Linked DNA regions of Homo sapiens: region 1 is linked to region 2. Evidence: chromatin contacts called from ENCODE Hi-C or POLR2A ChIA-PET data. All regions are on one chromosome and are shown on one strand. The core of a region is the stretch at or near the end of the contact, and the rest is flanking DNA. Distances in the headings are between cores, read along the strand shown. Region 1 overlaps SKI (SKI proto-oncogene). Region 2 overlaps SKI (SKI proto-oncogene).

Region 1 (6,237 bases), core at 243-2,742, 35 kb before region 2:
AAGGTGGGCTGTGCTCTCCTACGTGGCAACTCCCGTGCAGCCCTGAGCAGGGCAAGGAGGCGTGGGGACTCCTCTCCGGGGACTGGCAGAAGCTCGCGCTGAGGCACTCTAGAGACAAACCCTGCTGAGACCATCGCTGTCTCCTCCAGGTGCACCCCCAAATACCCTCACTCAAGAATCGGCTCACGTGAGCTATGGGCCTTCTCTGAAGATTTCACGGTTCAAGAAATTATAAAGCTATTTTTGTAAGTGCCATTAATATTTCACACATGATAATTCACTTTTCATATTGGGCTTAAATTAACCTATTTTCTGATTATTGTGGCACAGAGGAAACAGATTGAATCTGCAAGACAACCCCAAGCCCCAAAATGAAGTGAGAATACCAGCTTTAAAGGTTCACTCGGATTTTTCTTTCGCTTAAGTAGGTCATCTTTGCTGTTACTTTAGCGCTGTTGATGACAAAAAGCCAAATCTTTCTAAGGAAACTGAGTAGCAATTAGTAGCGCTCCCTCGGGGCCTTGGCACTGGCCCTCTTCCTCATGCCCCAGGGGGCCCCCCCACAATGCCAGAGCCAAGGGGCATCAAAACACAAAGACCCATCCATCCAGGGGGGAAGGTGCTGGAAGGAGGGTGGGGGCTGCAGAGACTGAGGGGGTGGGGGAGGGCCCAGCTTCTGTTCTGGTCCAGCTGCTGTCCCGGGGAGGGCTCCCTCTGCAGCCCCAACCTTGCTGGGGTTCTCCTGGGACCTCGGTCTGAGGCGTCCACCAGGGGCCAATGGCCAGGCAGTGCTGCCATGGGCTCCATGACGACCCTAGATGTGTGTGCTGACCCCGGGAAGTCTGGCCCCACTCTTCTCACCCTCCCCATCCAGCCTGAGCCCTGCACTCAGCCTCGAACCACAGACCCCAGATTTGAAACCAGCCTGATGACACTGGGGCCGACCACAAAGGAGTGGCCACACAGCCCTGCAAAACCTCACTTTCGGAATCCGAAAATTAGCCAGAGGTCCCCCAGGGGACACACTGGGGCGAATGTATCGTTCTTTTCCTCCGATGCTACTGAAGGTAAATGCTGAAATAGCTTAAAAGAATAAACAGACTCCCAAGAACAGCAAGCTGGCATGAGCATCCCCAGCGCCTGCATTCGCAGCTCGTCTGGGTCCCCTCGCTGCTTCAGTTCTGGGGTGAGGGTGAACGGGGTCTGCTCCCTCCCCGGACGCTCCTGCCAGCGACTGGCTGGTGGGAGGCGCGGCCCGTAATGGCCGCCTGGCTGCCTGCCACCCTCGCCAAAGATTGAGGGAGACAAACAGGCCTTTCCATCCAGAATGAGAGGAAACGCTGCAGAAAGAGAAAAATGCGGAACACAGAAGCGGCACAGGATGCTGCGGTCGCGGTTCTTGGAAGGCTGATTCACCAAGAATCGGACTCAATTAAGAGTGTTTCGTAAGAGCGGCAGGAGGGGGTGACAATGCGTCCTGCCATCCCCGGCTTTACAGGACGGCTCCGCAAGCCCAACCCTCACCCAAGCGCTAGCTGGGGCAGAAGGGGCCCTCAGACCAGTGAAGTATCTCAGCAGGTGCCCTCTTCCTCCTCCTCCTCCTGCCTACAAGACCTCAAACCACAGAAGGCATCGCTTGCCCCCAGCGCTGGCCCAGACACACGGCAGCGCACAGAAAACTCTGGGGGAGCCCCTGATGAGGTCAGAAGCTCTGACGACCCCAGCCCACCCGCCAACTGTTGTTCTGGGGCTGGTCTCTCTCCCCTGGTGTCTGGAAGCAAAGGCCCTGGGGCCTCATCTCAGATGCCCAGAAACACGTGCAGCACCAAACAGCCAGAGAGGTGCTCAGGCTGAGCAGTGCAGGGTGGCGGCTGTGTCCCCTCAGTTCCCAAGTGTCCCGCACAGAAGGCTGGCCTACCCCCAATCAGCTCACATCCACACTGCAGTCAAGAGTCCCCATCACAGCCACACCCTCACAGCTGCTCCCTGCCTGTGCCCTGGAGGCCCTCTCAAGAGGCTGAGAAGTAGCCTCTTCCCAGGAGCCCCGGGACTTGCCTGGGGCAAAGGCTCTGCCGGGGGCAGCCCAGGGCTGCCCTGCCTGATCTCTTAAGACCAAGGACTCCACCCCTTACAACCAACATCACCCTTGCCTTACCGACTCCCTCCCCACTCTAGGAACATCCCTGACCAACAGGGACCCCCGGCGCCACACAAGAGGGCAAGGGTCTCTGTGCTAGGGCACAAACAGCCATCCTAAGACCTTGAGGAAAGACTCCAAGGAGGGGGCTGTGGAGGTGGCATGTCCTGGAGCAACGTGGCCTGGAGGCGCCTCCTGCACCCCCTCTGTGGAGTGGCAAGCACCCCATGCTCACCCTGGCCAGGCCACCCCTTCCCTCTGCCCAGTCAGCCCAGCCAGGTGCTGCCCAGAGGGAGGCCAGGCCAGCCAGGCTCTTGGTGGAAGAGGACAACCCCTTCTCTGCTGTTTCCAAACCTCATCAGGGACGTCAACCCAGATGCTGCTGTGGGGCCAAACTGAGAGCTGTGGTCATCTCAAAAGGCTGGACAAGAAGCACACGGTGGGCTCGGGGGAGGGGAGAGCCGCTACAGCCAGCCCCGGGAGCACGACCTGTGCTGCACCCCCACCCCCACGATCTTGGTTCTCCTGCCCTGCCCTGCACCCCCCCACCCCCACGATCTTGGTTCTCCTGCCCTGCCCTGCACCCCCACCCCGATCTTGGTTCTCCTGCCCTGCCCTGCACCCCCCCACCCCCACGATCTTGGTTCTCCTGCCCTGCCCTGCGCGGGGCTCGGGGTTGGTGTAGCTCTGCAGTGCCACATTTGATCTTAGAGGAGGGGCCTCACAAAGTGGCCACGTGGTGACCAGCCCTCGAAGACTGGCTGGCAGGAGAGGTGGCCTGTAATGGGCATCTGGCCGCCTGCCACCCTCACCGAAGAGGGATGAAGACAAACAGCCATGGCCACTGAGACAGGTGTCAAGTCCTGACAGAGAGGAGGCAGGAGGGCCACCTCCGGGTCTCTGAGCTCCCTGCCTAGAGAGGCTCAACATAACAGAGGAGCTGCATCTCTAGCCTCTGCCTTCTGTGTGCTTTCTCACCAACCACTGCTCCTCGGGGAGGGGCAGCTGGGTCCTGAGGGCCTGAGCCACCAGGTCTCCTGCAGAACATGACCTTCCCCCAGCTCCACTTCCCGGGTGGGTGCAGCAAGCTGACCACACTGACAGCTCAGTGACAGGTGCATGCGATTCGGGAAAACCAGGCGGCACCGGGGACCTGCAGGAAGAGCGAGGCAGCTCCCGTCACCTGGAGGGGACCTGTCACCCAGCAGGCCCAAGGGTGGCTTCTGTGCACACCACTGCAGGCCTCACACACGTGGCGGGGGGAGGGGGTAGTTTTTGGAAGAGGGGATCAAAGGATGAAGACGAACTTGGTACCTGAGACAAGGTCCCCACCCCCACTATCACCAGCCTGAGGGCACTGCCATGACCCCAAAAATGCCAGCAGGCCAACAACAGCCCACCTCAGGCTAGTTTCATCCATGTGTGGAGGTGACCCACAGACAGCCACTGCCAGCTGACTCTGTGGCCAACCAAGGCCACTCAGGACAAGGGAAGGGAGCAGAGAACACATCCCACGACTCCCAGAGCAAAACCACCTGGGGGTCTCACGCGCATGCAAACAAATGTGCACGCACGAGCAAAGACAACTGTCTGCCTCTGAAAAGAGCCACTCCCACAGGAAACGACGACAACCAATCGTGTTCTCACTCCTAACCTCAAAATAAAACCGAATTCAGGGATCGGAACATGTACCTTTAAGTAAACAGCCCTGCTGGGCACAGTGGCTCATGCCTGTAATCTCAGCACTTTGGGAGACCAAGTCAGGTAGATCACCTGAGGTTAGGAGTTAGAGACCAGCCTGGCCCATGTGGAGAAACCCTGTCTCTACTAAAAATACAAAAATTAGCTGGGAATGGTGGTGCACACCTGTAATCCCAGCTATTTGGGAGGCTGAGGCGGGTGGATCACCTGAGGTCAGAAGTTCGAGACCAGCCTGGCCCATGTGGAGAAACCCCATCTCTACTAAATACAAAAATTAGCCAGGCGTGGTGGCACACGCCTGTGATCCCAGCTACTTGGGAGGCTGAGGCAGGAGAATCACTTGAACCCGGGAGGTGGAGGTTGGGGTGAGCCGAGATCGTGCCATTGCAGTCCAGCCTGGGCAACAAGAGTGAAACTCCGTCTCAAGGAAGAAAAAAAAAAAAGAAAGAAAAGAAAAAAGACAGACGAGAAACAGCCCTGAAAGCAGCCCTTGAGTGCCAGGCCAGGGCCAGGAGCGCCCAGGGCTCAAGGCGGGGCTCAGGGCTCGGGGTGGGGCCGGAGGGCGGTGCCATGCAGGAAGCTGGTCCATCGGGGACACACTGGAGACCCCAGAAAGGAGCCTGGGCTCATCCCCCAAGGTGAGGGGAGATCCCTGGGAATCCATCCATCTCACGGCTGCCACAAGCCCTGTCCTTCTAGGGGGAGACCACCCCCACGCCCCACACAGGGAAGGTGACGCATGCAAGACCCGTCCACACCCCCCCTGCGGCAGACCCTCGTAGCCCACCTTGAGACAGAGACCACCCCCACCCACAGGCAGAGCACACCTACCACCAACACTGCTATTTGGACTTGGATAAAACATTTGGACATTATCCATCCTGGCTAACACAGTGAAACCCCGTCTCTACTAAAAATACAAAAAATTAGCTGGGCGTGGTGGCGGGCACCTGTAGTCCCAGCTACTCGGGAGGCTGAGGCAGGAGAATGGCGTGAACCCGGGAGGCGGAGCTTGCAGTGAGCCGAGATCGCGCCACTGCCCTCCAGCCTGGGCGACAGAGCCAGACTCAGTCTCAAAAAAAAAAAAAAAATTGGATATTTCCATTTCTCACCAAATTGGAATTTTTCCTGTCCAAGGCCAACACTCTCTCATCTTTAAAATCTAAAGAAACGCATTCCCAAGTCGCCTCCACCTTCCCACACAAAATGGCAGTCTCCAGGCGCCCTGGAGCCCCGCACGGCCCAGGGTCCAGAGCACAGGTGCACCCTGGGCCAGGGCACCCCGGGCGGGAGGGTGCGCAGGGGCCCTCTAGATTTTCGCCCAGAGCTGGCTGCTGTGGGGCCTGCAGCTGGACACTCACGGCTGGACCACCGGGTCTGGGAAGAAAACGCCCTCCACTCGTTACTTTTCCATCCAGAGCTGGCTTTGTGGGCACGCAGCCATGTCCTGGGCTTAACGCTCTGTCCCCATCATTGGCATTCTGAACAGTTTCACCTTTGATAAGATGTTCTTTTATAAGCAAAGTTCTCCGTGACCACAGAGCATGCATGAGCAGAGGTGGCACACGCCACATGCAAGCCCACTGCCATTCCCAGCCCGTGTAAAGAGCGTCCAGTGGAGGAGGTCGCGTTGGTCCCACCCAGTCACTTTCTCCCACTAGCCCACGACCGGAGCCTTGGGAGGGAGGGAGACAGGCGCCCACAGCCCCCACACGCAGTCTGTCCTCACTCAGAGCGAGAGCTGCGTGGCCACATGGGTGAGTTAAGCGAACTCCAACAGCCAGGTTCATTTTGGGCAGCGTTTGCCCTGATGTGGTAAGAATAAAATGCACACGCACTTTAATTATTATATTTGGGGTTCAAATCAAGAACTGTGCAATTTTGATGATTCCACAAGTTAAACACTCTTACATTTGCATTTTATGATTTTTTAAAGAGACAAGGTCTCACTCTGTCACCCAGGCTGAGTGCGGTAGCATCATCATAGTTCACTGCAATCTCTGCCTCCCAGGCTGCTCAAGTGATCCTCCCCTCTCAGCCTCTAGAGTAGCTGGGCCTACAGGCACACTACCACACCCAGCTAATTTTTGTATTTTTGTAGAGATGGGGTTTCTCCATGTTGCCCAGGCTGGTCTCCTGGGCTCAAGTGATCTGCCCACCTTGTCCTTCCAAAGCACTGGAATGACAGGAGTGAGCCACTGCACCCGACCTGCATTTGCGTCTTAAACTGGCATTACACAAGGTAAAGATGAACAGTAGGCTGGGCGTGGTGGCCCATGCCTGTAATCCCAGCACTTTGGGAGGCCAAGGTGGGTGGACGACGAGGTCAGGAGTTCAAGACTAGCCTGGCCAATGTGGTGAAACCCCATCTCTACTAAAAATACAAAAATTAGCCGGGT
Region 2 (6,796 bases), core at 2,124-4,623:
CCAAGTGATGAGCTGATCTGATTTAAAAGGAACACACCCCGAGGCAAACACTCAAGGGCCAGGCACTGCTGACCCTGCTCCCAGGTGGGGCCCTGGGCCACCTCAGATAAAACATGAGCTCCCGCCAGGCACGGTGGCTCACGCCTGTAATCCCAGCACTTTGGGAGGCCAAGGTGGGTAGCTCACAAGGTCAGGAGTTCAAGATCAGCCTGACCAACAAACCCCGTCTCTACTAAAAATTAAAAAATTAGCCGGGCATGGTGGCAGGCGCCTATAATCCCAGCTACTCAGGAGGCTGAGGCAGGAGAATCCCTTGAACCTGGGAGGCAGAGGTTGCAGTGAGCCAAGACCACATCACAGCACTCCAGCCTGGGTGACAGACCTAGACTCTGACTCAAAAACAAAAACAAAAAAAAACATGAGTTCCCCGACCAAGCCACTCATGGGAGAAAAAAAAAAAAAAAAGGAAAATGACACTCCTGATAAACCTGTTACTCCATTTCCTGACTGACAAGTTTCAACTCTTTTTAAAAAACACAATTCTCAAACGCCTCTGCTGTTCTTCCATGACGCCGTAGCACGCTCAGCACAGCCACTGTCCCATCCTCCCTAGGGGGCGATTCGGCCTCGGCATCTAGAATAGGGGCATCTGAGCTGGTCCCACACATACCAGCCGAGACCATTCTATGCTGCAGACACCGAACATACGGGTTTAAGGACCAGGAATCCTGTGTGTCCACGTGTGCATGCACACACATTGTCACTAGATAAAACACCACATTCCAAGACAATAACATCTGGCTGTCCAAAGATTACTTCTGGTTAAAGTCGCAAATAATCAGTATTGCCATATTTCCCTTTATAAAGTACCTCTTCACACTCTTCCTTGCTCAATGCTTAAAATGTCAACATTTACTTAAAATGTTGTGCAGGCTGGGCACAGTGGATCAAGCCTGTAATCCCAGCACTTTGGGAGGCTGAGGCGGGCAGATCACCTGAGGTCGGGAGTTCGAGACCAACCTAACCAACATGGAGAAACCCCATCTCTACTAAAACTACAAAATTAGCCAGGCATGGTGGCACATGCCTGTAATCCCAGCTACTCAGCAGGCTAAGGTAGGAGAATTGCTTGAACTCAGGAGGCGGAGGCTGCAGTGAGCCCAGATCACACCATTGCACTCCAGCCTGGGCAACAAGAGCAAAGTTCCACCTCAAAAATAAATAAATAAGTAAATAAATAAATATATAAAATATAAAAATCTTTTGCAAATCCAGAGAAACATGTCAAGAAGATATAATAATTCAAAAGCATGAGGAAAGAAATCCAGTTTTAAGACGGAAGAGCAACATCGCTTCAACCCCATTCTCCTCTCAAAAATCGCCGAGAGCCCGGCTCTTGGATGAAGGAAGCATTGTCTCGAGCTCAAGCACACATAGGGCAGGAGGCAGCTGGGAGGAGGCGGCTGGGGGCCAAGCAGCTGCAGAGGCAGACGCTAGGGAGCCACGCCGACGCGCTCTGGCACCAAAGCGCCACCATGGGAGGGGAGGCCTTGCAGAAGCAGGATCGGGGCTGGCCCGCACGTCTGCATAAGAGCCATCCGCGGGCTCCCAGGTGCCCTCCCCCTTGCAGCCATTGGCACGTCAGCCTTGACGTGACCAGATGGTCAAGAATTGGCAATGTGGGGAAATGCCCCTTTAAAGCCGAGGTCTGAAACCAACCAAAGGAATGCAGAGGAAACCAGCAGGACAAACTGTCAAGAAAAACATCATTAATGTCTGCAGCAACAGGAGAAAGATACAGCATCCACAAGTCACAAAAGGTGGGAGCTTTTACAAAGAGATAGATATCTTAGAAACGAAAATGAAATCATGAAACTAAAAGTAGCCAACAAAGAAAGTGCTCATGATAAGGCGGAGACCTCCAGAGAGTAATCCTGAGCCACAAGGGAACAGCAGGGAGACCACAGCAACCGGAGCACCAGTGCCAGGAGGACCAACGTCCAGCCCTAGGGAGCACCGAGCAGAAGATGCCACGGGCACCATCCCGAAGATCGGGGCGCGAGCCTCCTGGCAACAAAAACCTGACAAGGGCCCAATAGGCGCCCAACACAGGGCCAAACACAAGCCGCCTCGAGGTGTCTGACAAGACATTTTGAATGCCAGATCTAAGAGGAGGTTCTGAAAGCTCCTGAAGGGCACAGTCAGGTCACATGTCAGAGCCCAAAGCAGATGGCAGGGGACTTCGCCATGGGGACACCAGAGGCAAGACGCTGAGGAGCGCCGACAAGTGTTCTGTTCCAGCCCTCCATACACGGGTGCCCAGTTACCAGGTCAGCCATGCAACACCCAAAGCACGTGCCTCCCAGGCACCCAACTGCACAGTGTGCTGTGGCTACTCAGGTAAGGATGAACCCAGGAGGGGAACCCCTAGAATCCCTCACCAGGAAGAGCACAGAAATACCCAGGGCGGGCAGGTGAGGGCCAGCTGGCCATCGGCCTCTGGACCACAGAGGGAGGGGGCAGAGAAGAACGCTGGAGCAAGGACGGAGCAGCCAGAGATCCTGAGAAAACCAAGCAAGGGAGTAAAAACCAAGATGATGCCTAACTCCAGGAACACACAGTGGAGAGGAAATGAGGTCAGGCACGCAACTCCAAGACAGAAAGCAGCACAGACAGGAAATGAGGTAAGGACACAGAGAGCTCCAGACAGGAAATGAGGTCAGGACACAAGACAGGAAATGAGGTCAGGACAGAGTGCTCCAGACAGGAAATGAGGTCAGGACACAGAGTGGCACAGATAAGAAATGAGGTCAGGACACAGAGTGGCACAGACTGGAAAAGAGGTCAGGACACAAGAGTGGCACAGACAGGAAATGAGGTCAGTACACAGAGTGCTCCTGACAGGAAATGAGATCAGGACAGAGAGAGCTCCAGACAGGAAATGCAGTCCGGGCACAGTGTGTTGCATACAGGAAATGAGGTCAGGACAAAGAGTGGCACAGACAGGAAATGAGGTCAGGACAGAGTGACACAGACAGGAAATGAGGTCACTGGCTCCAGACAGGAAATGAGGTCAGGACAGAGAGAGCTCCAGAGAGGAAATGCAATCCGGACACAGCATGTTCCAGACAGGAAATGAGGTCAGGACAAAGGGTGGCACAAACAGGAAATGAGGTCAGGATACAGAGTGCTCCAGACAGAAAATGAGGTCCGGACAAAGTGGCACAGACAGGAAATGATATCAGGATACAGCATGTTCCAGACAGGAAATGAGGTCAGGACATAGAGAGATCCAGACAGGAAATGAGGTCAGGACAGAGAGAGCTCCAGACAGGAAATGCAGTTAGGACACAGCATGTTCCAGACAGGAAATGAGGTCAGGACAAAGGGTGGCACAGACAGAAAATGAGGTCAGGACAGAGCGGCACAGACAGGAAATGAGGTCAGGACACAGAGAGCTCCAGGCAGGAAATGAGGTCAGGACACAGTGTGTTCCAGACAGGAAATGAGGTCAGGACAGTGTGCTCCAGACAGGAAATGAAGTCAGGACACAGTGTTCCAGATAAGAAATGGGGTCAGAAGACACCACTCAGTCATATTAATCAGCCAAAGGATAGATTTATCAAAACTCAAGACGCAAGGTGTCAGCACGTGGGGCTGTGGCAGGTACAGGTCTAAGCAGCTGGACTGAGGTCAAGCACCATAGTGCTTGTCACACTCAGGTACGTGGGGGTCACTCAGGTACATGGGGTCAACAGAAGACTATGCAGCAAGAATGGGGAGCGTCCCTGCCTGTGGAAAGTTGGGGAGGACAGGATGGGGACACTGGCTGTCATCATTCAGCTTTTGGTATGCCATGGACTCCTTAGCTAAAGATAAAAGACAAAAGAAAGGCCGCATGGTAGGGTGACCGACACCTGAGAGAAACTGGCCTAACAAGCACGTGGGGTGTGGTGCCAGTCCACAGCACGCACCACAGGACACAGAGGTGACACTGTGGGGCAGTGCCCAGCCATGTCCCCTAAAAGCCACCTGCACCCAAGTGCACAGCACAGGCATTTGGAGGAAAGAAGTGTTGTTGTGGCTGTCTCCACCCTCAGAAACCCCCCAGAGCTCACCTGACCGCAGGGACCCCATAGGTGTGCAGCAGGGGGGCTGCACGCCTCAGGTGCAAATGCCAATGGCCCGTGCTATTCCACCAGCAAATGCCCTGCGCATCACACACACACACACACGCACGCAGTGACCACAGTCTGGCCAAGACTGTGATAACTTCAGGAACAAAGAGAAGACTCCAATTCGGCTCCTACCTCCCAGTCCACTTCACCCCTCCCCAGAGATAGTGGTGACGGCCACAAGTCTAGGCACAAGGCCAGACAGGTAGACCGGTCACTGCACACAAGGACAGGCTGACAGCCAGAGGCCGCGTCTTCAACGCACCCAGACTGAGTATCAAGTAAATTAAAATAAAAAGCAGTCCAGTAGACATCTAAGTAGGACCTCAAGCCTTCGGGAAGGGACGGTAATCCTAGGATGAGGCATTGCCATTTCAGGGCTGTTTGGGACGGGGACATGTCACGCTGGAGATCTCAGTGCAGCAGAGTCCCCCAAGCACCCTGTGACACGAAGACCCACGGGGGGAGAGCAGAGCCGAGCCCTCCCACCCCCTCCAACGGGCACCACGCATGGAGACCAGTTGGGCCAGCACTCTTGCAGGCGCACCAGCAGGTCGTGGCCTCCTCTAGCGTGGACCTTCCAGATTCTTCACAATCAGTGTCTGGAGGGGAACAAGCAGCTCCCACGTGGGTCCAACACCTCAGAGGAGCAGCGCCAGTGCCAACCCCAGCCCCTCATGGTCACTGGAGCCCACCTGGAATGTCTAGAATGGTGCCTTCTGTGCAAGAGCCACATGAGGCAGCTCCGGACAAGCATCCGTGGCCTGACGACCAGGCACGTGGCCCTTGCCGCCGTGGTCCACACAGCCAGGATGGGCATCCAGAAGGACCCAGAGCCTTCTCTTCCAGCAGCAGGCACTCTGGGGACACCACTCTGGCCCAAGATGTGTGCACACCACCAGAAAGCAACCCTCAGCAAGTCCAGCATCGATGCCCGGCCCCCGCACACACCTCCCCTCTGCTGTCACTGTGGGCTCTCAGCCCTGGTAGGGGGGGCACAACACCCCCAAACCAAGGCCTCAAGCCAGGGCCGCACCAGGGCACGAGGGACCCGCAGCCTCACTCCCAGGGCCCCTGTGGGCAGCAGCACCAGCTCCATCCTCCATCTGCTCGCACCGTTCCTAGCTGTCAGAACTGGGGGCATGTGGCTCATTTAGTAAGTGCACACGCGCTGGGAAGATGTCCTCAGGAACAAAAGTGAGGAGGCCCTGGCAGAGGCCAGCAGCCCCCTGAGACAGGGCATATGTGCAGGAAGGGCTGACAGGAACATAAGGCTGCGTGTCCTGTTCCTTCCGATTCCTCCAAGTGTGTGTCCAAGGACGACCTGCACTCACAAGTGGCCAGGCTTCTCCCTGGGTTGTAAACCAAGGGATACACCAAAACTCAGGAAGCCCCCTTTATGGATAACTCCAGACACCTAAAGTCTGGGGAGCCTCCCACCTTTTGCCCGCTGTGCTGGAGCCCGTGATACCGGCCTGGGTGCTCTGGAGCCCATGATACCAACCTGGGTGCTCTGGAGCCCGTGATACCGGCCCGGGTGCTCTGGAGCCTGTGATGTAGGCCTGGGTGCTCCAGACTCCACAGGGGAGGCTGCGCTGCAGGCGGGTGCTGGACTCACAGAGCAGCTAAAGCAACTGAACTGAATCGCGTTATGAAATATTTACTCCAATTTAGCAACTCTATTTTTTTTTTTTTTTTCAGACAGGGTCTCACTCCATCACCCAGGCTGCAGTACAGTGGCATGACCTGGGCTCACTGCAACCTCTGCCTCCCGGATTCAAGCTCTTCTCATGCCTCAGCCTCCCAAGTAGCTGGGATTACAGGCACCTGCAACCACGCCCGGCTAATTTTTGTATTTTCAGTAGAGATGGAGTTTTGCCATTTTGATCCAGGCTGGTCTCAAACTCCTGACCTCAAGTGATCTGCCCATCGCCAACTCCAAAAGTGCTGGGATTACAGGCACGAGATACCGCGCCTGGCCTCACTTCCTTCTTGTAACGTTCAATATTTCACTCTTCCACGGATGCGCTGGGACCATGGGACGGCTCTTCCAGAAGAGCTGAGCACCAGCCTGGTGCTGGCCCTGAGGGAGGAACCCATACCACGCGTTTGGGGACAGCTGTGAGGACGCTGGCCGGGTACTCCAGAGGGCCACAGACTGTGCCAGAAAGGACCGTGAGCAAGGGGCTGCTCCCTTCCCTGAGCTGTACCTGCTCCGCGGGCACTGACTGCTGGGCCGCCAGGTTTCTCTCGAGTGTGGAAATAAAGACCCTCAGTCAGCAGCTCAGACGGACGAAAGCCTTCCACAGGCCAAAACACCATGACATAAAGGGGCCCTGCAGAGGTTAGTGCCAGGTGGGACCCGGGACCAAGCTGCTTCTGGGGAGGCTGAGTGCAGCCCTGCACCAGGATCAGAACGTGGGGCAGCCTCCTCAGCAGCCACAGCACCCTCCTGGGGCCCAGGGGATTCTCAATCGAGCCAGGCCACAGCAAACCCTGGTCTTGGGACACAGCCCCCTACTCAGCTTTCTCACCTTTCACGGAGCAGCTAAAAATGAATGGACCCGTTCTTTACAAGACTTTTGAAAACTTAAGGTAGGATAAAGTTTGTTATTAAACTG

Evidence for each region. A loop is a pair of places that touch in the nucleus more often than their neighbours do. ChIA-PET counts read pairs that join two places held with the same protein, here RNA polymerase II (POLR2A). Pooled maps may share reads with other maps.
Region 1: a map of natural killer cell shows a loop between it and region 2 (6-fold over the local background). The contact joins two enhancer-like sites. A Hi-C loop is called at or near these places in 21 of 168 maps with a recorded cell type or tissue (B cell, CD14-positive monocyte, CD4-positive, alpha-beta T cell and 12 more), 30 of 37 single-sample maps with no recorded cell type and 22 of 50 pooled maps. POLR2A ChIA-PET finds 5 or more read pairs at or near these places in 21 of 52 experiments (B cell, CD4-positive, alpha-beta T cell, CD4-positive, alpha-beta memory T cell and 14 more).

The regions. Positions count from the first base shown.
Region 1 is chr1:2,286,031-2,292,267 of GRCh38, reverse strand. All of the region lies in intron 1 of SKI (SKI proto-oncogene), which reads right to left. Among named protein-coding and RNA genes, the nearest start is that of SKI, 61 kb to the right of the region's middle. RefSeq lists an enhancer at 756-805. Within about 2 kb of position 1,492, at least 32 of the 41 ENCODE cell types and tissues checked have a DNase peak (open chromatin) inside an H3K27ac peak, as active enhancers do; they include B cell, CD14-positive monocyte, CD4-positive, alpha-beta T cell and 2 more, where a contact is called at or near this core.
Region 2 is chr1:2,252,173-2,258,968 of GRCh38, reverse strand. The region is part of intron 1 of SKI (SKI proto-oncogene); the gene reads right to left. Among named protein-coding and RNA genes, the nearest start is that of SKI, 27 kb to the right of the region's middle. RefSeq lists enhancers at 1,620-2,217, 2,885-3,179, 2,220-3,419. Within about 2 kb of position 3,373, at least 21 of the 41 ENCODE cell types and tissues checked have a DNase peak (open chromatin) inside an H3K27ac peak, as active enhancers do; they include B cell, CD14-positive monocyte, CD4-positive, alpha-beta T cell and 2 more, where a contact is called at or near this core.